Linked DNA regions of Mus musculus: all the other regions are linked to region 1. The links are chromatin loops, found by intact Hi-C in ENCODE. Cell type or tissue: left cerebral cortex. All regions are shown on one strand.

Region 1 (8,000 bases):
TATCATTTTGTGTCTCAGACTCCTCTCTAATGAAATGAGGATTTGACCTAGAACTCTCTGCTTCCTTCCCACTTCCTAGAAGAGGCGAGTGAGTAAAGGGCAGGACTATAAGGTAGATTTTAGAGATCAAGTATTGAATTATAAATTTGGCTTGAAGTAAGACAGAAAAGTGGAACAATTACTGACTTTATAAGATAAAGGAAAAACATGTCTTTTTAAGAACTGACAGGATAATATAGCCCATGTCCTCCTGGAATTTCATAGTATGCCATTGTAGTCAGGAAATAGACAGGAATTGGAACTAGAAAGACAACTAAGATTTTCTTTCTCTTTTCCTTTTTTGGGGTTCAGGGGCAGGGGGTACATTGAGACAAGGTCTCACTACATAGCTCTAGCTGCACCGTAACTCACCGTGTAGACCAGGCTTTTCTTGAACTCACAGCAACCCACCTGCCTCTCTCTCCCTTCCAAGTGCTAGAATTAAAAGTGTGCACGCCACCAAGCCTGACTGAGACCTTCTTTAAACAGCAAACTAGTGCCGTGCCATGTCCCCACTGATGGCATCAAATGCATACGATGCACTAGAACTGCCCATATCATATCAAACATTCCCAATGAGGGCTTTAAAAGCTTGAGAGACTCGTTCCAGCTCTGGTATCTTCTAGCATGGGAAGGAAGCATGACGATACGCACCCATATCTGTTGAATCCTATCTCACCCACCCCATTTCCACTGCCAGGATGCATGGAGTTGTCTGTTTGCACAGCTGAAAAGAAGAATATTCTCATAGAACTCTGAACTTTAAAAGTTAGGAAGAAATATTTGCTGTTTAAGCTCCTTGCTCTCTGGCTGTCTATGTTGTCAAAACTGACTATAAAGTTTTTTATATATACTAATTTCCACAAAAGCCACTGGAGTAGATGATATTATTTTCCCTGATGTGTTGAAGAAGAAACGGTATGTGAGTTCAAGGTCACATGGCACAACATTTATCAGAGACGGTATCTGAATATGAGTAGACTTCAATGGCCATGTTCAATCACCTTGGTGTTCAAGTACCCGAACCTTACAGCCATGGATCTCTTATTTTAAAACCTTTTGGGCTAGACAGTGTTAGCACTCCTCTGTGGCTGTAAAACGCGATGGTTCGAATAATCCGAACTATACACGTATTTAGGATTTAATGTAGGTTTCTGAACAGTGTTTCTTTTGGGGGACTATGATGGAACATTCTCTAATTTGTTAGCCTTCCTTCATGTTTCAGCCAAGTTGGACCATATTATTTCCTGTTCCACCAAAAATGCTCCTCCTTGATCAATTTCGGGCCTTTCAAATCTTATTCCCCCTTCACAAATGTGATGAGATGCTACCTCCTCCAGTTGAGGACTTAAAATGACGTCCTGGACTGTTGGGATTTGGGGTTTGAGGAGGCGTTTCTGATAATGAGAAATTATAGGATAAGAAAGTGAGGAGGGAAACCTAACTCGAAGAGTAAGCAGGTGTCGTCAAGTGACCTGCATAAGCAGAGGCTCCTTTGAGGACAGACAATAGGCAAGCCACTAAATTCTATCCAGCGGTGCTCAACCAATGAGTGTATGCTGAAGACTGAAGATAACATAAGATAGCTGTCTAGCATTGTGTGTGAAAGGGCCACAGCACAGTGGCATCTAAATCTGAAGGCCTTAACGGGAAAGGTGGGCATGGCTCTTCATACCAGTGCCCGCAGCTGGCACAGGGATGGTGTGACCAGAACCTAGAGAGGGAGAATCGAAGGAGAGAGGAAGGAAGGAAGCACAAACAGAAAGGTGAGAAAGGACAGCTAAGGAAGGATGCCATGTAGGAAAGGAGAAGGCTAGGAGAAAGAAGTCACTATACAAAGGGAGGACAAGGTGCCGGAGAGGGGGTGGGCGACTGAACAGGGTGTTCACTCACACTGAATAAACCGACCTGGAGGATGAGTCCCAGAGGCAATCAGATGCTGCACCCAAGCCTGGGACATCTGTCACCTATCACGACGCTCTGGGCTGCATTCTCCTTTCCCTAACACCGGTCGTGCCATGCGTTAGCCAGTAGTTACAAGTGCACTGGCTTCTCATGCTTCTTCCACGTGCTGCTGACTGGGAGGCTGAGAAAGGAAGGAGAGGAGGAAGGACCCTTTGCTTTGAAGGGGTCTCCAGGAGAAGCTCCACTCTGTGATATCTGCCCCACTGCTCTGGGTGCTTCCTTCCTACTGGCCCCTGCTCGCCCTCCCCCCACCCCCAAGCTGGAGCCTTGGGGAGGGGTTGCTTTTATTGACAGCTAATCTCAGGATGGCCTTACCCTCCCTTAGTTGCAACTGAAGTTCCTTCCATGTATTTGTAGCTTATGTGAACTATCTGAGACAGAAACAGTTCATTGGATGCTTCTCCAGAGTCCAGATGTCTTCCCAATGGGACTATATGCAGCATATCTAGACAAAGAAATCCAGCCATTCCAGCAGTCACGACGGACCAGGGTCCATCTCATGACAGATCAGAAGTAGTGTTTGATCAGCCCAGATGAATCCACCTATGCTATCAGGACTAGATGGCTCTTAGTATCCCTAATCATCTGTAAAATGACTGAGTTTGTGCCTGTTGCTTTATGACTGTCTTTATTCACTTTGCAGCAGAGCTCAGTCACATACCACCTAGGGCTGATTACCCATTTTGAGTCCAGAGGCACACAGTTAGATGTAGGGAGTGAATACAGAGACAGGAAACACGGAGGACACACTTGGGTGTCAAAAGCGGTTGCTTTCGACAAGATGGGGAGTCTGTGTTCTCAGTTCTTCGAAGATTCAAAGTTCCCTGGGCCCAGACACTCAGACAACACAGGATAATTTTCAGTTTCATTTCTCCCAGGCTGCTGGAGCCCTGTTGAAACTTGGTCACTTTCCTCAAGACATTGAATAGAATGAGGGAGGAAGGTATCTTGGGGATAGAGACTGATCCCCAAATCAGACTGATGTCAGTAAGGGAATCCAGAAGACTACACACTGCTGTGGTAGGAGGAAGCTGAGATCGGGAGCACGTGAACAGGTAGAGGGAAGCCCAGTGCTCTCTGGCAGAGAACAGAACAGGATTCAGGCAATGAAAATCTGCCAACGCATTGAGGCATGGTATTTAGCCTCAGGTTCTGAGGTGACAGTTGGGCAGTAGAAAGAAGGCTGAAGATGTGCAAGTTCGCCTGTGAAGGAAGCCGAGACCATGGGAAGTCTCAGAAGATGCTCAGCACCAGGGCGAAGAGGTCACTTCTGGGAGGGACAACTTTTTGAATGTCATGTGGAAGCAAGGAGATTAAAAGCAGGGAAGCGGGAGGCAGAGAAGTACTGTGAGCTCCTACGGATCAGCTTCGACAAGAAGCCTCGACTTGACCAAAGACTTATTAATATTTGAGCTGCTTTTCTATCTGCTCAAGGCAAGCTTCCTGGTGGGGTTGGGGTGGAGGGGATGCAGGGTGGGTATCTAATCAACCCCTGGAGCATAGGCAGTTTCCAAGCCAGAGAAGTTTCAAGTTTCTCCTTGCCAAGGTCGCACCACTACAGGTGGGCTGCTCCAAGCTCCAGGAGCCTGCTTCGCTCCACGCCCACCCTGCCGGTCACCCCTGCTGTTCCCCTTCAAGCCCAGGCACCGCGGTGGGCTGTGACCCGCAGGCGCTCCAGGAGCTACGCAGCAGCGGCGGCGGCTGCTCCAGAAGGCCTGGCGGGCGGCGGCGAGAGGCTGTGCCCCAGTTTGTGTCCAATCAGGGAGTGCGGGCTGTGCCCCGAGCCGGGCAGCAATGCGTAAACAAACCCTCTGGCAACTCCTCCGCCCCCTTGGCGCGCTCGCCCCGCGCCCATCGCCGTCGCCTCCGCCGCCACCGTCACGGTCACCGCGGGCTCCGCTGCCGTCGTCCTTTTCCCCGCCCTCCCGCGGCCGGGCCACCCGGACCCCCCGCCCGCGCGGCTCGCGCCTCGCCACCGGGTCCTGCTCCGCCCCGCCCGCGCGGGCTGCTCACCTACCGCCCCACGCGCGCGCGCTCGTGCACCACGCGCCCCGTGCGGCCCGCCCGGAACGTGGCCTCCCGAGAGCTAGGTAAGAGCGATGCTCGGGGACCCCGGAGGCTTCCCGGCTTTGCGAAGTTTTTTTCCCCCTTTTTTAAAGCGTGGCCGATCTTCCGCTGGGCCCGGGGCGTGATCCCCGCGGGCGCCGTGAGAGCTCGGCAGGCAGTAGGGGTCGCGCGCAGCCGGGGGTCCCAAGTTGCCCACGCCGGGGCACGGGTGCTGGCGGCGCGGCTGGGCCGGGCGGGCTACGGGAGGGTCCCCGGGAACTTTCTCCTCCCCCGAGGCACGCTTGCCAGCGCGGCTCGCGGCCCCGGCCCCGCGGCGAAGGCTCCCGGGCTGGAGAGAGACAGGGCACGGTGTTTGAAGAAGCTGACGCAGTTGGTGACGCTCGCGGCTTCCTGAAGGGGACCGGCCAGGATCGAGCGCCTTTGCGAGGGGACGCGCGGGGCGGGCGCTCGGGGCCTTTACCCCCCTCTCCTGGAAGCTGCGTGGGGAGCCCCTCGGGCTCCGGGAGTGAGCACCTCTGCCGGGCGGCCCTGGCAGCGCGCGCCCCGCTTCCGTTTGGATCGGCTGGGGCTATTATATAAGATGCCACGGAGAGCAGAGGGGCGATCGGGAGCGCGGCGGCGAGGACGGTGGGGACCCACCTGTGCGCCACCGCACGCCTCGGGGGTCGCGTCGGAGCCAACCTTGCTCTCCGCGCCCCTGCCTGCCCCGGGACGCTCGCTCCCTGCCACCTAGCCCGGCTCTCCGCGTCTCTCGCTGCAGGCGTCTGTACTTTGAAACATTTGTTTAATATTAAGGAAGCTGCGTGTGCGGCCGTCATAGTACGCCGGGAACGTGTGGCCGGGAGCTCCGGAGCGGTGAATGAATCATCGCCCCGGTGGACCGCGCTCCGATGATTCACGCGGGCTCCACACGCGCGCGCGTACTCGCTGTGGGCCGCCCTTCTGCGAGGGCTGACGCCCGGAGGGGCGGGGGGAGTTCATGCGAGAGGGCGGCGGGTTTTTTTTTTTTTTTTTTTTTTTTTTTTTTTTTTAATTTAAACCTGCCACAGTAACTTTCGGGGTGTAGGGCTAACCCACCTTCCCCAGTCTTGCTTCTCGTTTTCTGGAAGGGTAATGAGATTCCACCTGGCTGGGTTAATGAAGCAGAGGAGGCGCTGATTCGCTGCAGGGCCCGGTCCAGTCCCATTCAGAATTTGAATGGTGTCAAGTGAGGGAGGTCTGCAGCATGGTTGGAATTCGAGTAATTGTGTCTACTTCAGCAGTTGCCAAGTAATTAGCAGAATCCTTAAAAGTGAGTCGATCTTAAACAACTGGTCCCTCAAGTAGATGATATAAAGATTAGCTTTATTTTTTTAAGTTTTAAAAGGCCATCTCGTTTTTCATTCATGAATACAGAATGTTTCCTACTGTCATTATTCCTGAACACCAACTTGACGTTCCCATCCCACCCCACACTTGAAGGACTACAGAGCAAATTTTCTTGTCATCTGGGGCTCACCTCCAGTGTCAGGCCCCCACAAATACTCTTGATCACCATACTTCTTAGTTCTTGGTCCTCCTAAACTACTTCATACCCCTCCTATTTTCTTAATAGCTCCTAATCGCTAAAAAAAAAATACTTTGTAGCAGCATTATTTAAGTCTGCTCTCCCCCTACAAGAATGTAAATTTCACAGAGGAGAAAGTGGAAGACTTTACCTGTTTGTTCATGTATACACTCGAGTCAACAGAAGCCTCATATACATTCGGGGCACCCTATGTTTGTTGACATGCCGAATGAATACATTTCTCTCCCTCATTCTTGGCAGGACGATCTTCAACAGTTGCAATGCCTTGCCTTTGGTGGGCAAGTTGCCAGTAGGGTACAGTTCTCACTTTCTCTTTACCGGTGTGATTTTCTCGAGATCGATCCGTTTCCTCCGCTGTGCAGTTAAGGGCACACAGTGACAGACCTTTAAGCATCCTGTTGTAAGATGCTTACTATGAAGACGGATATGAAGCTTTGGCACCACGTTTATTACTGAGTAAATAAAAATAGAGCTACTAGTTTAAAAATGGAAAAACTGCTAAAGCGAAATCAGCGTAGTCAAGTTGTCCCAGGCCTGAATGTTTCCGTTCGTTTGGAACACTGGTGTTTCTTCATTCCTCTTTCCTCCTACCTGTAAACCAAACTCATTCTTAGTGGTGGTGAAAACTGTCACAGTAATATAATATAGTATTAATTTAAACAAACTCAAAGCGTTCTTTCTCTGTCAGGGGCCCTAACTCTAATGTGTTGTTGATTTTGGACACAGAATAGTAGCTAAAAGGTGTTGTCTAAAATTATCCTTTAATTGACTCGATTGAATATCACAAGGATTAGAGCTACAAGTCAATATGGGAGGACGGTTTGGATGTAGTACTTAATACTCAGATGACTACCTTGATAAAGTATGTTATTATAAAGAATAAACTGCAGAGCGTGTTACTCAGCCTCAGTTTCGTAGCAGTACAGTCAGCTCTCAGTGTTTCCACGGTCCACTGCTGAATAGGAGTGGCCGCCCTGCCTCATCCTCGCAACTAGTCATTTCTGGAAGTGTAACTTCAAGACCGAGTTCAGAGAACACAGCATTTTAGAGCTAGCTACAAGAGATCTTGAAGTTGCAGGCTACATCCTTTCAGAACCGTCTCTGAAATGACTTAGGTAGTAAAGGGATTTGCTCAAGATTCAGAGCTGGGACTAGAACCTAGAATCTGGAGTTTGTGTTGTTGTGGAAGCCCCAGCGTTAGTCCAAGTACCAACAGGTGGGGAGGAATTGCTCCTCCGACTAACAGATTGTCTGCCTCTTGCTTGTGAACACTTTACAGGGAGTAAAATCATACCTCACTTGGATTTGTATCTTCCCATGTCTCCCATCTGAGGGATTCAACAAATACTTGCTGAATCTGGTTGGACAAATGGCTTTTCAGTGGATAACATACTTAAGAAGTGAAAACTAGGAAAGGAGTTTTTCTGGCAAATAAGAATAGGCCTTCGCAGTTTTATGGTGATGATGCTACCAATTTTAATGTCTCTAAGTTTTAATGAAAGTGACATGGAACTTTTCATGTGCGCTCTGTCTTGGTTAGCATAGTGGTATCTGGAGACATAAGTTTGTTCACGTAGTGGGTCTTACATTTGTAACAATAGTCAGTAGAAAAGAAAGCCTGAATTTCAGTTCTGTGTCTAGCAGGAAGCCCTCTCTATAATGAGGTACTTGACTTTGGGAGAAGTTCTCTCATTTTGTGTGTGTGTGTGTGTGTGTGTGTGTGTGTACACGTGCGTGCACATAGTGGTGGCAGCATTGGTGCTGTGTACACTGAAGGATTGTGTGAGCATGGTCTACTGTAGAAGGACCTGGTATAGAAAGGGCTCTTAATGAGTTATATCTGAAAGTTGGGTGTGTTTGTGCATACATCTGTAATCCCAGTACTTGTGAAGTTGAGGCAGGAGGATCAGGAGTTCAAGGTCATCCTGGGCTACGTAATGAGTTCAAGGCCAGCTTTTACTAAATGACACCTGGTCTCAAAAGAAAACAAACCAACAATAAAATAAATACTAACTGTTCTACATTCCACACGTATGCATCCGTGGGGCTGACACGGAGGGATTAAATGACCCCTGTGGCCCCTGAGGTCTGGCCCAACTCTTTGGTTTTAGGAACAGGCTACATTTGTGCTGTTCTGAATTTTTAATTTTTAATTAAAGTGATACCTATATTCCTACATCCTGTGAACTGAAAAAAAAAAAAGCTTAGTTTCTAGGCCTCCTAAGTATTTGTTTTAATAAACATTGATAAATTAACTACATTTTTATTCTATACACTATGTAGATTAACTTAAACATTCTCTTAGTTTACTATATGAAAGGCAGTATGAGAAGTGTATGGGATAATCAGAGACTAGGAGAAC
Region 2 (8,000 bases), 170 kb before region 1:
CCAGGAAGCCGAGACAGAAAGCAGAGAAAGGTTTCTTAGTGGACAGGCAGGTATATTAGGCTAAGTCTTCAGACTGTTGTGTGACGTCAAGCTGAGTAGGGACATGGAGGGAACTCTTTATGTGGGACACCACGCATAAAGACACTAATGCCACCTTCAATGCAGACAAAAAATATCCCTAAATTTTGAAAATCAAGTTCTTTTGTAAATCCTTAGCCAATGGCAGTGTGGCTGAAAAGAGGACTTGGGAGGAAAGACACTTTGTCCAAGGGAGAGGGATGCCCAGACAGAACTCTGCAGTCATATTTTCTCAGAGCCATGACGTCTAGGCTTGAGACATGGGGTCAAAGTATGAGAGTTTTGGCTCAAGATGAATAAAGCTGGCTCCAGCAGCTGCCATCCGCTCAAAATGTGTATGTTCAAAGAATGTGACCACTTGAGACTCTTTCTGGTTCCAGCTGTTCTGAGATGTTAACGAAGGTCTAATTGCTAGGAGCACGTGGGGTAGACCTGGCGTTCATCTTCCTGACACATGGAAAATGTGGTTTGGAGGCCAAGCTGTCAGACCCAAATCACCTCCAGACCCTGCCTGTTGCTAGTGTATTTCATCGCCAGGAGGGGCACATTTCATCAGCAAGCAGGGCTGGCCCAGCTTGGCCAGGGCACTCCCTGTGGCTATTTGTATCCTAACACCAATGCTGACATGGGAGGTTAAATTCGCATCAAAGAAACAGGGCGCCAAGCTTCTCCCAAGGCCTGTCTCCCAGTTAAACATGAAGAAAGTCCATCAAATTATCATACCTGAAGATGAAGGAACAATTTGTTCACACACAGCTTGTATTTATAAACCACCCCGGAGTCCTTACCAGATAATTTAATATAGAGGATAGCATCTCACAACTGGGAGACTTTGTTAACAACCAAGCTGCCCTTTCACACAGAACTGAGCACAGTCAGAGAGGCTGTGGCTATTATACACAAAGGCAGGCATGAAGAGGCTCAGTATCCCTTGGAGGTAGCGCTCACTCACTTGCTCACCCTACCCCAATCCTATCTGCCAATCATATTGGCTGTCTCTCTTCCAAACTGACATGTATCATACCACCTAACTGTTTAATGGTACTATAATACAAATTTCCCAATGCCAGTCATCATTTGTTCCATGTTAAAAGTCCCAGCCTCTCTAAATGTATATTTTTAATATATCTTTAATTGCATCTCCTTTCCTAAATGTATTTACTTTCAGTTCATTTTCCTGCCACAGGCAGAGGGCCCTTCACTAAGGCTTGGGGTTTGATTAGGTCTCCTATGCAAGCCTTAGAGTTTAGTGCCTTACTGGGCTATGGGACTGCCCACACGCACACATTCATTGGTAAACTTAAAGATACTCTCAGTGATGAAAAACTGGGTGGCATGCTGTTTAAGAGCCTAAATTCTGCAGTCAAAGACTGATGAGTTTAAAAAAAAAATCAAAACTGTTTCCATCATTTACGCTTCATATGACCTTGGGAAATGTTCTAAATGGTCTGTCCCATGGATTGCTTAGGCTAACCCAAGAAAAGTAAGTTACTCTTCACAGGGAGGTTGTGAAATGCTTTGAGGACCAGCCACAGCTATTGTCGCCAGCCTGAGAGCTCAATGAAGTGGGTTCTTGGATGAGTCCTCTTGAGTCTTCAGCACAGCCTCTGCTCTTGCTGGAGGCTCAGAAAGGAAGGTCTAGCCAAAGAGAGGCTCCATACCTGTCTAGACTCCTGGCCCGCTGTAGCCTGAAGCAGCCCCTAGAGAGGCTATTGATTCATAGCAAGTTTGGCAAAAATGGGATGCTGAAAGGAGAGACCTTCCCTCGGTGATGTGAGCACCAGGACTCTGTGCCTGAGTCTGTGTAGTAGCCAGGAGGGACAGACAGCTCGGGAAGCTAGAGCTAAAGACTGAGCTTTGAGCCTCAGGCTGGTGGCACTGCTGAGAGAGACAGCTGGTGCGGTTCTCGCTCAAGCTGCTCACCTGCTGTCGGTCCAGTGCAGTGGGAAGAGCTCAGGGAAGCCCCCTTCAGCTCTCCGCACTCACTGGAAAGGCCATTGTGCTCCCTGGAGAGGGGGTGAACTGTGGTGAGCCCCAGGTTCCCCACTCTGGGTCGGAGGGACACTCATTCCCCAGCTGTGGCTCCTTCCGGGATGGGTCCTCATCAGAATCACCTGATGGTCATGGTCTGTTCCAGGACAATCTAATCAGGGTGAGCAACTAGGACAGTCTGACGCCAGAACCCAGGGAAACAGCTCAGGTTCCCGCGGAGAAGGCTGCCAGGTTATGTGTCTCCCTCCTACCAGAGCCTGCCTCCTCTTTCTTCCTCACCTAGCCAAGGATCTCAAGAGGGAGAGAGATTCCCTCCTCCCTTACCCCACCCTCAGTGAGTTGCCCAAGAGACACCTTCCCCAGAGGACAGGCGTCTCATCTGGCCTGAATGGTCCCTACTTTCCCTTTCCCAGGGGGTCGTCTGGGGTCACTTGACCTGACTTTGGCAACATCTGCAGGGAACTGGACACAGGATGGCCCAGCACTGTCTCTTCTGCTTTGGTGGCAGTTTGAGTCAAGTAACCCACACACAGCAAAGAGGAGACTTGCTCCCATGAAAATGTGTGTGTGTGTGTGTGTAGGGGGGCAACCCCACTTTACTTACTCTCTGAGGTTTGGCATCCATTTGTGCTTTTATCCTGCTGTGATTGTATAATAAAGCTTACCTTATCCCGTCCTGTCTAAATGCATACATATTCACTTAGAGAGTTTTCAAGATCCAGTGTGAAGCAATAAAAGGTTCTATAAGTCTAGAATATGACTTACTTTTCATCTATGTGTGCTTAATGTAACTTGTAGGAAAACACAATACAGTTAACCCAAATCAGTAATGAATCTTTTTTATCATGTGTGTGAGTTTTATTTATTCTCCATGACAAGATTTTTCTATAAATCCTACTTTGACTTTACAAAGCCTCAAGTTAAATAAACCATTCAACAAATAAATCAACAGAACTGGAAACAACTGAGAGTTGTGGCCAATATTCTGTTGCCCAGAATGGAGAACTTTCAATAAACACAAACATTAATAAACATATACATACACTGATCCACCCTTCTAGTAAAGTAACTATCTGTGACATGAGCCACATGGTCGGACTTTAGCTGCAGGGTAAGGACTAGAAACCTTGGGAGATGATTAGTCAGTGGGAGGGGCTGACCTGTGCTCCAGACTGACAAAGGGATGTAGCATGTCAGACTTGCCAGGTACACTGGAGGACTGTGGGAGAGAGAACTTAGCATGGCTGGGAGGGCTGGGGAAGCCGCAGAGGTGATCCCTAAACTGCAATTGGAAGGGGCATCTGAGGGAGGGGCAGCCTAGGAAGGAACTTCAGAAGCAACAGGACACATTTGCAGGGTTACTAACAGGTGACTTGTGGGCAGGACAGGAGCCCTAGTCTAAGGCAGAGCTGGGGTTGAAGAGAAGGCAGCAGGCTGACCCTGGGCTCTCTGGGTGATGCTGTGGAATTTGGAATCTTTGTTGATTTTTTTCCACTTGCTTTATTTCTTCTGATCAAACAGAACCTGGTGGCTCTGAGCCCCGGCTACCACTCACAGGCATCTAGCCCCAAGCATCCCCAGGAGACGCTAAGGGTCCCTAGATGATTATTATCACATGCATATTACTAAGCTGACTGACTCTTCCAGTGTGTCCAAGGATTCTATTATATCACTAATGGTTCCAGAACCAGGACAATCTGTCATCCTAACCAAGCTAGGGTGGCCCTCCTGATGTGCCCAGGGAAATAGGGCTCGCCTGCTCATGAGTTGGATTCTTCCTAAAGGTTCCTCCATAAACCACAAATAACCAGCTCCCTACCTCAGCAAAATACCCACTACAGCTCTCGATGACCAAGGTCTGCGGAGTGGCAACTACCTTTCCCCCCTACCAATGAGCAGCAGGACAGTCACCCCTCCCTGCCATGCCACCTTCTGAGGTGCCCACAGCCCCACAGAGATGAGCCAAGCCTCGGTGTAAGAAAGGTTTGTGAGCGAGTGCTTCTAATTCCAGGGAGCAGTCACCTCGAGGGCAGGCCTGCCAGAGCCTTCTGGTGCTCCTGGCCTCGGGGCTGGCTCCAGGTAAGAGAGTCCAGCACACACCCACAGCCAGGACATTTGGGCCAACTGTCAAATGGCTTTCAAAGTCTCAGGCCTGCTTGCTTCCCAGAGAGGCAAACACCACTGCTGCCATTCAAGATTTAGTCCTTCACTTCCTTGGTGGTAGGTTTTATTTAGAAGGGCTTAACAGTGGAAGTGTTTGAGGACTTCGGAAAGACTGTTTAAAGGAAGAGACCGTTGGGACACGTCATCCCATCACACACAAGCACACATCTGCATGCCCCTCCCCTTCTATTTCCCCTTGAATTCGGGCTACAGTATGGATTTGATGGTTGGCACCCCAGCAACTGTCCCGTGACCTTGAGAAGAAACTATTCATTAAGACTATTTAGCCTAAAAGACAGATGAAAGCCTGAGTCTTTGGGGGACCAACAAGTTACCTTAATAGTCTGTGACTGGCCATTTCTAGCCTTTCTTTTAGAAGGAGAGGTAAATCTTGTGTGCATAAGATACTGTTACTGAGGTCTCACCTAATCCTGTGTAATTGGCCCTTCTTAAAATGACTGACAGGGAATTTATGTCTTAGGGACTAGTCCCAAACCCTACCACAAGGGGGTAGCCTTGTCCCATAGGCCTCCATATAACACCAGCACCAGCGATCAGTGTGGATGAGTTATATCTCAGACCACAGTTGGCTGCTATGGCCCAGGCTGGCTGATCTAGGCTGAAGTCTATCTCATCGGTTAACCCAGATCTCTAGCTACTGTATGTGATTTCCCAAGGAAAGAAAACATGTGGGGAGGCAGTCCTGATGCAGCCAACCCTTTCTAAACAGAGCAAAGAAGCTCTGTTCTAAATCACCTTCAAGTTAGTGGTACGTGCTGACTTCTCGGTTCTGTTTTTGCTCCTTTCAAGGTCTTTCAGGAGGGTTCTGTTTTTGTTTCTTTCTGTGGATTCCTGTTAAGACACCTGTGCGGCAGCTCTGATGGCAATTCTTCCCTGAAATGGCTGTCCAAAGCTCTGCTCCCTGCCTGTTGCATGTCATCCATCGACTCTTGTTCCAGCTACATCTCAAAACTCAAAACTCCCCAGGTAGAAAGTTCCAGTGACTACAGGCCTGAAGCTGGAGGAATGGTGGTTCATCCGGGTCTCAGGCTGAGAGCATATTGCCGTCATCAGGAAAGAACAATGCTATGAGACTCACTGTGAGCTGACGCACTAAGGCGTTTGTACTCTGCTGACAGTGTCAGGGCCCATGGCTGTGGATATGACTCCTCTTGGCCTGCCTCCAGTTCACAGGCTAGCGCTATACAGCTGAGGCTCGAGGATAGATAGAAAGCTAGCCCCCACATCTTCTCACCTGGCTTTCCTTCCTAGATGGCTGCATCTGGTATGAACAAATCTGGTACCTGGAGATAGCCTAGCCAAAGTTGAAGGATCATCCATCCCTCTGAGACATATAGGAAGTTCCCACCTATGAGAGAATCCCAACGAAGGAGAAAAGATCAAAAGCATTAGAAGACAAGAAGCAGCTTCTTGCCCCAGAGGGACCCCTTGGGAGTTGAACCTAGAACATATAAAATGTAGGATACCCTGTGACAATGACATGTTTTCTATCTGGGCAATAATCATACATTATTGATACTTTTCTGAAATTCAAATGTAATGGCATTTACTGGCTTTATTTTGCCGACCTTTGTTGGAGATAGAGAATCTGCTCATTGTGGAGTGGGTGGGGACCTAACAACATATTCTGGAGCACATCAAAGGGGCTGACTAAAGCTGAAACAGCCATAGGCCTCCCGGTCTTGCATGCAGGTTTCCCAGAACAGTTAATGTCTCCTTGTTGCTTTATCGTTTCAGGTGCGTCTTGCTCTGGTGTGATGGAGCCCATCACCGATGCTGAGCAGCTGGCAGGCCAATGGCCTCCAGGAAGGATGTGCCTAGTCAAGCCCAGCGCCTCCTCGGAGGATAAACACTCTGCTGTTACAGGGGCCAGTGGTAAGGTAAGGCCATCTCAATGGCAACTTCCCCTCTGTCTTTCAAACTATGGAGAAATGAAGGGTTTTTGGACCACCCCTCAGGCTCACCTCCTCTGGACCACCCTCAGGCTCATCTCCTCAAGACCACCCTCAGACTCCACCTCCTCTGGGCCACCCTCAGACTCACCTCCCCTGGACCACCCTCAGGCTCACCTCCTCTGGACCATCCTCAGGTTCACCTCCTCTTGACTGATTCCCCCATTTCTGCCAGGAATCTGGTAACACAAAAGCTCTTCTTAGTCACAATGTATAATCAGAGCCCACAGGACACAGAGGCAAAAATGTGCTCTTCTCTCCTGGATCCTGTGAGGACAAAGCAATACTCCCCAACCTGCCTTTTTGGTTTGCACACCAGATTTAGCAGGCATAAACACAGGAAAAGAACAGTGAGTGAATTGGGGGAGGGGAGCTGCAGGAAGAACCCTTCCTTCATGCTAATTCCCGTTTGACATCACCTCACCATCTGTTCACACTGGTGGTCTCACCAACTTCAGCTTTCCATTGTCACCCATGGTAGTCTTTTGATGGAGAAGGTCCTGCCTGTGGCTTCCCCACTTGGCTCTCCTGCCCTCCCATCTAAGAGCTGCCAAACCCTTTCATCTTAGTTTCCTACTAGTCACTTTTCAGGTCTCAGACCAGCCCATGTATGCTCTTTGGTTGGTGGCTCCGTCTCTGAGAGCTCCCAGTTGATATTGTTGGTCTTCCTATGGGGTTGCCGCCCCCTTCAGCCCCTTCAGTCCTTCCCTTAACTCTTCCATCGGGGTCCCTGACTCAGCATCTGCATCTGTCTCAGTCAGCTGCTGGTAGAGCCTCTCTGAGGACAGCCATGCTAGGTTCCTGTCTGCAAGCACAGCATAACATCAGTAATAGTGTGAGGGATTGGTGCCTGTCCATGGGATGGGTCTCAAAATGGGTCAGAAACTGGTCAGGCATCCCTTCAGTTTCTTTCAATCTTTGTCCTGCATTTCTTTTAGATGGGGCCAACTTTGGGTCAGAAGTTTTGTAGGTGGGTTAGTTGGTGTTCCTATCCCTCCACTGGGTGTCTGTCCTGTCTGGTTATTGGAGGTGGTCTTTTCAGGTTCCGTATCCCTACTGTTGGACATTTTGGCTAAGATCGTCCACTTGAGTCCTGAGAGGCTTTCCCATCCCATGTCTCTGGGACTTCCTAGAGATTCCTCTCACCCATTCCCCCAACAGCTGCATATTTCTATTCATTCTCCTGGTCCCCTAGGCCTCTCTCCCCATACTGGATCCTGACCCCCCATATTCCCCTTCCCCTCTCCCTCTCCCACCCTCTTCTTTCTGCCTCCATTACTATTTTATTCCCATTCTAAATGGGATTCAAGCATCCTCACTTGGGCCTACCTTCTCGTTTAACTTCTTTGAGTCTGTGGGATATATCTGAGTATTCTGAGCTTTTTGGCTAACATCTACTTATCAGTGAGTACATACTATGCATGTCCTTTTGGGTCTGAGTTGCCTCACTCGGGATGATATTTTCTAGTTCCATCCATTTGCCTGTGAATAGTATTGCAGTGTGTAAATATACCATATTTTCTGTATCCATTCTTTGGTTGAGGGACATCTGGGTTGCTTCCAGGTTCTTGATATTACGAATAAAGCTGCTATGAACATAGTGGAGCACATGTCTTTGTGGTGGGGATATTTTCAAAATACAGGTTCATTTTTCTTACCTCTGCCCTTCTCAGCCAAATTCTAACTCCATGGATCTGGAACAGTGGTTCTCAACCTTCCTAAGTCTATGACCCTTCAATACAGTTCCTCATGTTGTGGTAATCCTCAACCATAAAATTGTTTACATTGCTACTT
Region 3 (8,000 bases), 62 kb after region 1:
GTGTGTCTGAAGACAGCTACAGTGTACTTATTTATAATCGTTAATAAATCTTTGGGCCAGAGTGAGCAGGACTGAACAAGCGGGGTTGACCGGAGCAAGCAGAGGTCCTGAATTCAATTCCCAACAACCAGATAAAGGCTCACAACTATCTGTACAGCAACAGTGTACTCATATATATAAAATAAATAAATCTTTCTAAAAAATGAGTGGTGGAAATGGGTGCTGTTACTAGCTCTCCTCCTCTTCTGCCCCTTCTCCATCCATTTGTGTAGGGTGGGGAGGCAGGCAGTTCTTAAGTTATTCTGTTAACTGTGTATCCCATAACTTCATGTACTTGAGAATTTCTAAAAGGCATAAATAAAACTGAACTGATGCTTTTGTCTTGGCTCAACCCAAATCAGCTGTGATTTTTGGATTTGCACTTTGTGGGGGGTTGGGGGTCTTGTGTCTGTAAAATGAAGTGAAACATTCATGTCCCAGTGCTATATACTTAGAGCACCAGGAATGCGTTGATCTATCTTGCCATTGTTTTTGTTGTTATTTTTAAAAAATATTTATTTATTTATTTATTTGTTATATGTAAGTACACTGTAGTGTGTCTTCAGACACTCGAGAAGAGAGCATCAGATTTCGTTATGGATGGTTGTGAGCCACCGTGTGGTTGCTGGGATTTGAACTCAGGACCTTTGGAAGAGTAGTCAGTGCTCTTAACCACTGAGCCAGCTCATCAGCTTCTTTGTTGTTATTTTTAATCAGACTAATGTTTATATTTTAAATTACTTTTCCGTGGGTCTTATTGTTTTATTTTCTCGAAGCACTGGGAATTTATAGCTTTGTATCTGCAGGGCAAGCAAATCACTTGCTTTTTTTTTTTTTTAAATAACTTTTTTGGGGTAAGAGACTCAGATGGTTTCTAAAGAAGAGAGAGAAGAAATCGCAAACTGGTGAATAAGAATTGTCCCATTTGAGCCAGATATTTGAATGCTTACTTATCAAGTTCATCAGGGGTGGGCTTTCAGGTTTCAAAAGTACATGCCGAGCCCACTCTCTCTCTTGGCCTAACTGGGATCAGGAATTAGCTCTTAGCTACTTCTCCAGCCTGCTACTTCACACCTGCCTGCCACCATGTCCTCTCCTGGGATGGAAATGAGCTAGTCCCTGGGGCTGTCAGCAAGCCCCCAGTTAAGTGCTTTTTCTTCCAGAAGAGTTACCGTGGTCTCTGGTCTCAGTTTCTCTTCACAGCAAAGAATGGATGACTAAGACACTGTTTGGCTTCAAATGTAAGTAGGGACTCAAAACACTGGTGTCCCCACAAAGGATGGGACCCAATGGCATCTCTCAGTCTTACTCCAGCATCTCCATTTCCACGGCCACCGCAGGGGACTGCGTAGGGCTTTGGCATCAGCACTCCCTCTCTCCCTCCTTTGCTGGGGTATGTCCTCCCGGAGTCCGAGTCCAAGATCATTTCTGAAAATACTGGGCAGCTCACTTACCGATCACCAACTGCATTCCTCTCGGAGTTCTCAATGTTTGTACTCCTGGAAAAGACATTTAAAACACTTGCAGACACAAACTAGAACAATATTAGGCCATTGTGTGTGTGCTACAGTGTATATAACAGGATCTTCCATTTCACATTTTAATAGAACTTAGTGTGCAATCCATTGCCTATTTTATTTTATTCTGGTTTTTCGAGACAGGGTTTCTCTCTGTGTAGCCCCAGCTGTCCTGAAACTCACTCTGTAGACCAGGCTGGCCTCGAACTCAGAAATCCGCCTGCCTCTGCTTCCCAAGTGCTGGGATTAAAGGTGTGAGCCACCACTGCCTGGCCCCATTGCCTATTTTAAATATACTAGAAATAGGTTGGCTTTTCTCATTTGGATACATTCAGTATGAAAGACATGAAGCCTACAGTCACTTGACTTGTTTTCTTTTGCTTACTGTAATTACTGTGTCTTGCAGAAGTCATCCCAACCTTGAGTCGGAGTTTCAAAAAGGGGTCCTTAAGAGGATTATAATCACTTAAAGCTCTGTATTCTTCCTGCAGCGATATTCAAATGAATTTGTTTTACCTGCATCTAATTTACCTGTTTAGTTATAAAAATGGCTAGTTTTAAAGGCATCCTGTTCTGCCCCGTGCATTTTAAATTTGAGGTATATCTCTGGACACCTGTGCACGCCTGGATTGTTGTTTTGTTCTTGAAGTCACCTCCGCAATCTGTCACTAGCCAGAGGTTCTGCCTGTCTGGAGGAGATAAAGCGAATGCTCTGCATTCTCTCCGAATTCTTCAGCCACCTTTGCTCTGGCTCGTACAAAAGAGATGCTGGAACTGCAGCCCTGATTCTCTTTCTGGTGTGCAAGATTGAAGGTTACTTTGCAGCTTGCGCTTTGGAGAATTCTCCTTTGATATTTGGTTAGTAAGTGATGGCTACCTTGCTTTGCCTAGGATCCTAGGGATCCTAGATTATAGTCTTCTAAGAAGTGAAGTACTGGGTCTAAGTTATGCTCAGTAGGAATTTATGAGTTTGGGGAAAGCAGTAGGAGAGGAGTATAGGTCACCTTTCAAGGAATCCTCCTTTTCTGTTAATGAATGGTGTCTCCGAAGTCTCAAAGTCCACTAGAAAGAGCACTGGGGTTTTTGTTTGTTTTGAACCTTGCAAACAGCAATAAATTTTTACCACTTTACCTGTATTTGTCAGTGATTCTGATTGCTAGACCTATCATACTGCTACAAGTTCAATGGTGATTTCTAAATAAGGTTCATTGCAAGCCAGTGTCTTCATGTCCAGTACGGCCTCGTGGGTCCAGTGTGGAGAACAATGCCTCCTATGAAACTGTTCTTCGATGTCTTAAGTTATATTTATTTATATGAATGTTTGTGAGTTTGTCCTCTGACCTATAGAGGTCAGAGAACAGCTTGCAGGGGTCGTTCTGTCCATTCTCTCCTTCCGTTGAATGCTGAGGACTGAGCAAGTCTCCTCAGGCATGGCTTCAAGTGCCTTTACCGGCTGAGCCATCTCACCGCCCCAAGGAGAAAATTCAGTGAGGTGACTCAGTGCTCAACGCTGACCATTGCTTTTGAACCGGCCAGGCAAAGCGTACTGGTCATTGTTAAGACTGAAAACAACCCTGAGAGGGATGGCGAGGATAAGAACGGAGATAAAATTCGGCCACAGCTACGTGTCACACAGGAGCAACAAGGGTGGGGGGCAGGGCACTCAGGGTGTCCCAGGCGCCTAGGAGGAGCACGAGCCGGCGGGCGTGGGCTGGGGGCGTGGCCGGCGGGAAGGGGCGTGGCCCACGAGGAAAGGGCGTGGGGACGGGGCGTGGTCGGCGAGAGAGGCGTGGCCTGCGGGCAGGCGGGCGGCTCTGGCGGTTGGAGGTGGGTGGAGCTGCCCTTGGAGGCGGCACCGGCCTGGCCCCGAGGCCCGCCGCGCCCTATCGCGCCAGAGCCGAGTGGCCCCGCGGAGCCCGCGCGCTCCCGCCTGCTGGGGGAGGGCGGACAGGGCGCGGGGGACCAGACAGGCCGCGGCGGGCGCTGTTTCTCTTTCGCTTTCCCGGGCTCGGAGGCGGGCGCGCCGGCGGGCTGAAGAGCGGCGGCGGCCGCTGGGTAGGTACCGCGCGGGGGCGGCCCGGCCGCGCGCCAAGTTTGCGCCGGCGGCCGCGGCGCCCCAGACACCTGCCGCGCCGGGCGCTGGAGCCGGAGCCGCTCGGGGGCGGGGCGGGCGCGCGGGGTTTCGGGGCAGCGCTCGGGGGCGGCGCGGCCGGCCCGCGGAGACTCGTCCTGTCCCGTGGTCCCCGCGCGAGTAGCCCCGGCTCCTGAGCCGAGCACCTGCCCGGCGGTGAAGGGCTCGAACCTCCGGGACCCGCGCCGGCTGACGCGGAAAAGTTGCCGCCGGCCGGCCGCGCGACACCGCAAGCGCTCGCTTCCTTTCCGTGTCGGGGTGACAGGGCTCTGGGCTTGGGATTGGGACTGCGTTTCCCACCGGTTTGCCTCGAGCGAGCGCTCACGTAAGTCCTGGGAGCAAGGGAAAGTCGAGAGAGGAGCGGGGACCCAGGCGAGGATATTAATGCTTTGCTGAAGGTCACGAAGGCCAGAACCCCGACATTGCAATTAATTAAATTACACTTTCTGTCATATCCTTGACACTATTTTCCCAAGGAGTAGACGCTCCGAGCTTATACCCTGAACGTTCACAGTGAGGGTGTGCTGCTGGAATGATGCCTTCTAGACTTTTCCAGTTATTTTATACTCGCCTATGTGTTAACAGCCAAGGTAGTGGAAAAGTTTCTGCCTAATGAGTGAGATTCGTGTAGGATGAACCTACTGAAATCAGCATCTTCATTGTTTTCTAAGGTCATCTTTCTTGTAGGGAATTTGCAAAACTTTTTAAATAACCTAACAAGCTAGTGATTAGTAAAATTCTAAGAAGAATTAATGACATTTCTTCAGTTTTCACTGTTCACTATTTCATTTAATCATCGCCTTTCTAGGTCGCTGGAGCTCTTATTTTTATCTTACAAATAAAGCAATGAAATAAATAGCTACTTGAGACTAACTGTGGCTGGTATCTGTTAGAACTTTCTCACTAATAGAGGAAAAAAAGAATGAATTTTGGTAGAGTGCTTGCCTAACATGCACTGTGCCTGAGTTTGATCCCTGTCACAGTGCAAACTGGGAGTGGTGGGTCACACCTGTATTACCGGCATGCTAAAGGAGGAGGAGGCAGGAGGATCAGAAATTGAAGGTCATCCCCTCTAAACCAGGAGTTGTATGCCAACCTGGGCTATAAGAAACCCAGCCCAGAAAAATAAGAATGAATGAATGAATGAATGTTAAATCAGTGAAAAAAAGTAACTGGGGAGAAGTAAGCATTAGCAAATAGGGATTACAGTGAGGATAGTGTCAGAGAGGGACACAGGGACAAGGATGGTGCAGTGATGAAGAGGAAAGGCATGTTGGACAGAAGATAGGAGCCTGCAGAGTTTATATGGTGGGAAGAGTGGTCCTGTCAGTGTACCTGAAGTGTTGAAGGAAAGGTTAGAGTCAGTTTGCAATGGAAACCAATTAGGAATGTGGTTTACATCTCATGGGACAGGCTAAAAACCTTACATGCTTTTTCTGTTTACAGAGAGGAAGCGCCGACTTTTTATTTTTTCTATTTGAGAAGTACTAACTGTAATAAATAAATAGAATAAACCTGATAGCAGAATGTCAGATGCCCTGCCCGGAGGGTATCTGTCTGAAGAGGGGACATGCACATCATGTTGATTTGACTGTTAACTGGACGGAGAGTACAGAATGGAAATAGAGACCCTTTGGTAGGGGGTTGCTGACTTCAGTTGTGAGACTTGGTCGCTTGTATCGGCAGAGGCTCCTGATAGGAAGTCAAGCAGGTAGTAAAAGCCCAGTACTGCCGAGGAGCAGCCTTAACTGGGTTCAGCAGCTTTGGGTGCCATGAGTTGCAGTGGTAATTGAAGCTTCATAACTGGGTGAATTTGGTAACTCTCAATTAAATGAGAGTAGATTTACAGGTTAATTCTACAATAAAGGTTGTGTCCTGCTCATCACATTTTGACCCTGAAAATGTACTGTTAATGATATTAAATGCAGTATAAGAAATGTGATGCCTTCTCTCTGTGACTTTGGGAACAGGTATGAGAAAGAGAACCGCCAAAAGGAGTGAGTGATGCTCAGTGACCTGCGCTCAGGCTGGACGCTCGCGCCTCGGGACTCCTACAGGAACATTGCGCTAGCTCCTGGGAGCAGCTTTGCATCTCCTTAGTGCTCCTCTGCTTCAACTGCTCAAGCCAGCTGACCTCGAATGGCTACCCAAAGGAAACACTTGGTGAAAGACTTCAACCCTTACATCACCTGCTACATCTGTAAAGGCTATCTGATCAAGCCCACGACAGTGACGGAATGCCTCCATACATGTACGTATTTCTGTGTCCTCCGCTTTCTATGTGAAACCCAAATTCACCTAGGCGTGCGTGCGTGCGTGCCTTTAAAACTGTTGTGCTCTGTTTTGGTCTGGATTTTTAAGATTTAGAAAGTAGTCTTAATTACTTTCAAATTAATTTTCAGAATATTTGTCACTGGTATGCTAATAGCATGAAGTTTTCCTATCAGTTGAATCCTAATACATGTTTACTGTGTTTTTTTTTTTTTTTTTTTTTTCAAGACTGGGTTTCTCTGTATAGCCCTGGCTGTCCTGGAACTCACTTTGTAGACCAGGCTGGCCTCGAACTCAGAAATCCGCCTGCCTCTGTCCCCCAAGTACATGTTGACTTTTAAACCCAGTTTGTAAAATGTTCTTTAAAAGGCTTTAAAATGGTTATGAACTTGCAAAAAGCGAAGTATTTCAGATTTTTAATATTTTCAAAAATGACCCTGAAGGAGTTGGCTCGTGCCTCTGACTGATTCCTTCCCCAATCACACTATTGTCGGCATGCCCGGAGCATCTGGTAGAATGCATGTCTACAGGCCTACTTCCTGGGGAGCTCCTGTGCCCAGCATCTGCCTTTCGAAGGGTTGGCTTGGTAATTCTAGAGCACGCTCAAGTCAAGTTTGAGAATGTTGTAATATTGCTGTAGCTGAGGAATTTTTAGGATTTTACTGTCTCCTGCCTTACAGAGGGAAAATTGTTTTTTTTTAACTACTTGTATGAGTATACATACTTTCTGTGCTTTCTGTTACTATAATTTTATTTTCTTATTCAGTGAAACTTAATCCCAGTAGCCTCAGTTTAATATCTATCATACGTTCTAAACTAGATGCTATATGTGTACCAAGGCCATTTTAGCTTTTCATCAATCTTGAAGCAGTTTGCAGTGGTTATAGGGAAAGAATATTTGGATTATCCTAATTTTTATATGTACGAAAAGTAAGCTTCACTAACCGTGCTCACAGCTGTTGAGTGCTGGGCCTGAATTCACATGCAAAGCTGTTCAGTTTCTATGCTTTTTTCATAATTTCCGTTGAACGTGCTCCCTCCCTCACGAATGGATAGACTATACCCACAAATGAATGAGCCAGATAGAATCACTAGAAAATTAAAATGATAAATGTTATGTTATATATAGTTTAATCACAGTTTTAAACACAGAATTTTACTGAAAGCTGTTTGAACATACTGAGACCTGATGGGTCTTGTGGTCAGGTCTGGTTACATATACTGTGGAAAAGCTATCTAGTGGTATTGATGAATACTCCCCTGGGATGTTAACTGGCTCACGCTGTTCATTAGCAGTTAACTATGAAATGTCTTCTATGGTAATTTGTCCTTGCCTTGTATTTAATTTGAACAATTAATAATTAACTGTCATTGAAAACATGTATTGACTGCCTACTACGTGTCAAGTGCAGTGCTAAATACAGATACATTCTAGGAAGGGAAACGTAAATAGATTCAATATTTATTGGTGACGAAGAGCATGAAAAGGAGCCGATTGTAGGCAGGGGCAGGGTTACTTTATATGATGTCATGTCAGCTTCTCTGTGCTGTTTATACAGAACGCTTAAGTGGTTGAGCGCTACAGGGAGAACCTTCTAGAAGAGAGATTAGCGAGTAAGATCAGAGAGTTTGACCTGGACTATGCGTGGCAGGATCTAAGAGCATCGTATCAGTTAGAAGGCACAAGTGCGTGCACACATATGCCACCTGTAAGACTTAGGCTTCAAAGGTAGTGTGATTTGGGATGGAGGCAGGGAAGAGTGATCCTACTGTGGATGTTTCGGGGAGGGGAAAAGCCATTAAGAAGTGCACGCTGGAGTGGACAATCAATCAAACGTTGTCTCTTGACTCCAGTTGTACCTGCACATGCCTATGTATGGTCCACAGTCTGCTTTGTTTCACTGATACTAATATTTCTGCATTTTTCTATTTGGATCTCTAGCAGAAATGGCCAATTATGAGATAAGATGAAAGCATAAATCTCACAATTTCTCTCTACTACAAGTTTTATATCCTGAAAGATATTTTGAAATAAAATCCCA

Evidence for each region. Peaks named below come from ENCODE experiments on the same cell type or tissue, not always from the same donor. Only the 100,000 strongest peaks of a DNase experiment are listed, where the experiment ranks them.
Region 2: it touches region 1 in a loop (4-fold over the local background); 10 of 42 quality-filtered maps call a loop at or near these places.
Region 3: it touches region 1 in a loop (2.0-fold over the local background); 12 of 42 quality-filtered maps call a loop at or near these places.

The regions. Positions count from the first base shown.
Region 1 is chr19:36,344,476-36,352,475 of GRCm38, forward strand. It overlaps a transcript of Pcgf5 not described here. Among named protein-coding and RNA genes, the nearest start is that of Pcgf5, 61 kb to the right of the region's middle. In left cerebral cortex, a CTCF peak has its summit at 4,588; DNase peaks (open chromatin) are centred at 3,326, 3,883, 4,550 and 4,938; H3K4me3 peaks cover 2,623 bases; H3K27ac peaks cover 1,698 bases.
Region 2 is chr19:36,178,564-36,186,563 of GRCm38, forward strand. Gm32081 (a long non-coding RNA gene) reads left to right here and starts at 5,998. Exons shown (of 3, transcript XR_386675.1): 1 at 5,998-6,134. In left cerebral cortex, a CTCF peak has its summit at 4,741 (motif pointing right); a DNase peak (open chromatin) is centred at 4,752.
Region 3 is chr19:36,406,299-36,414,298 of GRCm38, forward strand. It overlaps Pcgf5 (polycomb group ring finger 5), which reads left to right and starts at 3,450. Exons shown (of 10, transcript NM_001368691.1): 1 at 3,450-3,611; 2 at 5,658-5,938. The coding sequence starts at 5,827. In left cerebral cortex, a CTCF peak has its summit at 3,489; DNase peaks (open chromatin) are centred at 3,356 and 4,017; H3K4me3 peaks cover 1,539 bases.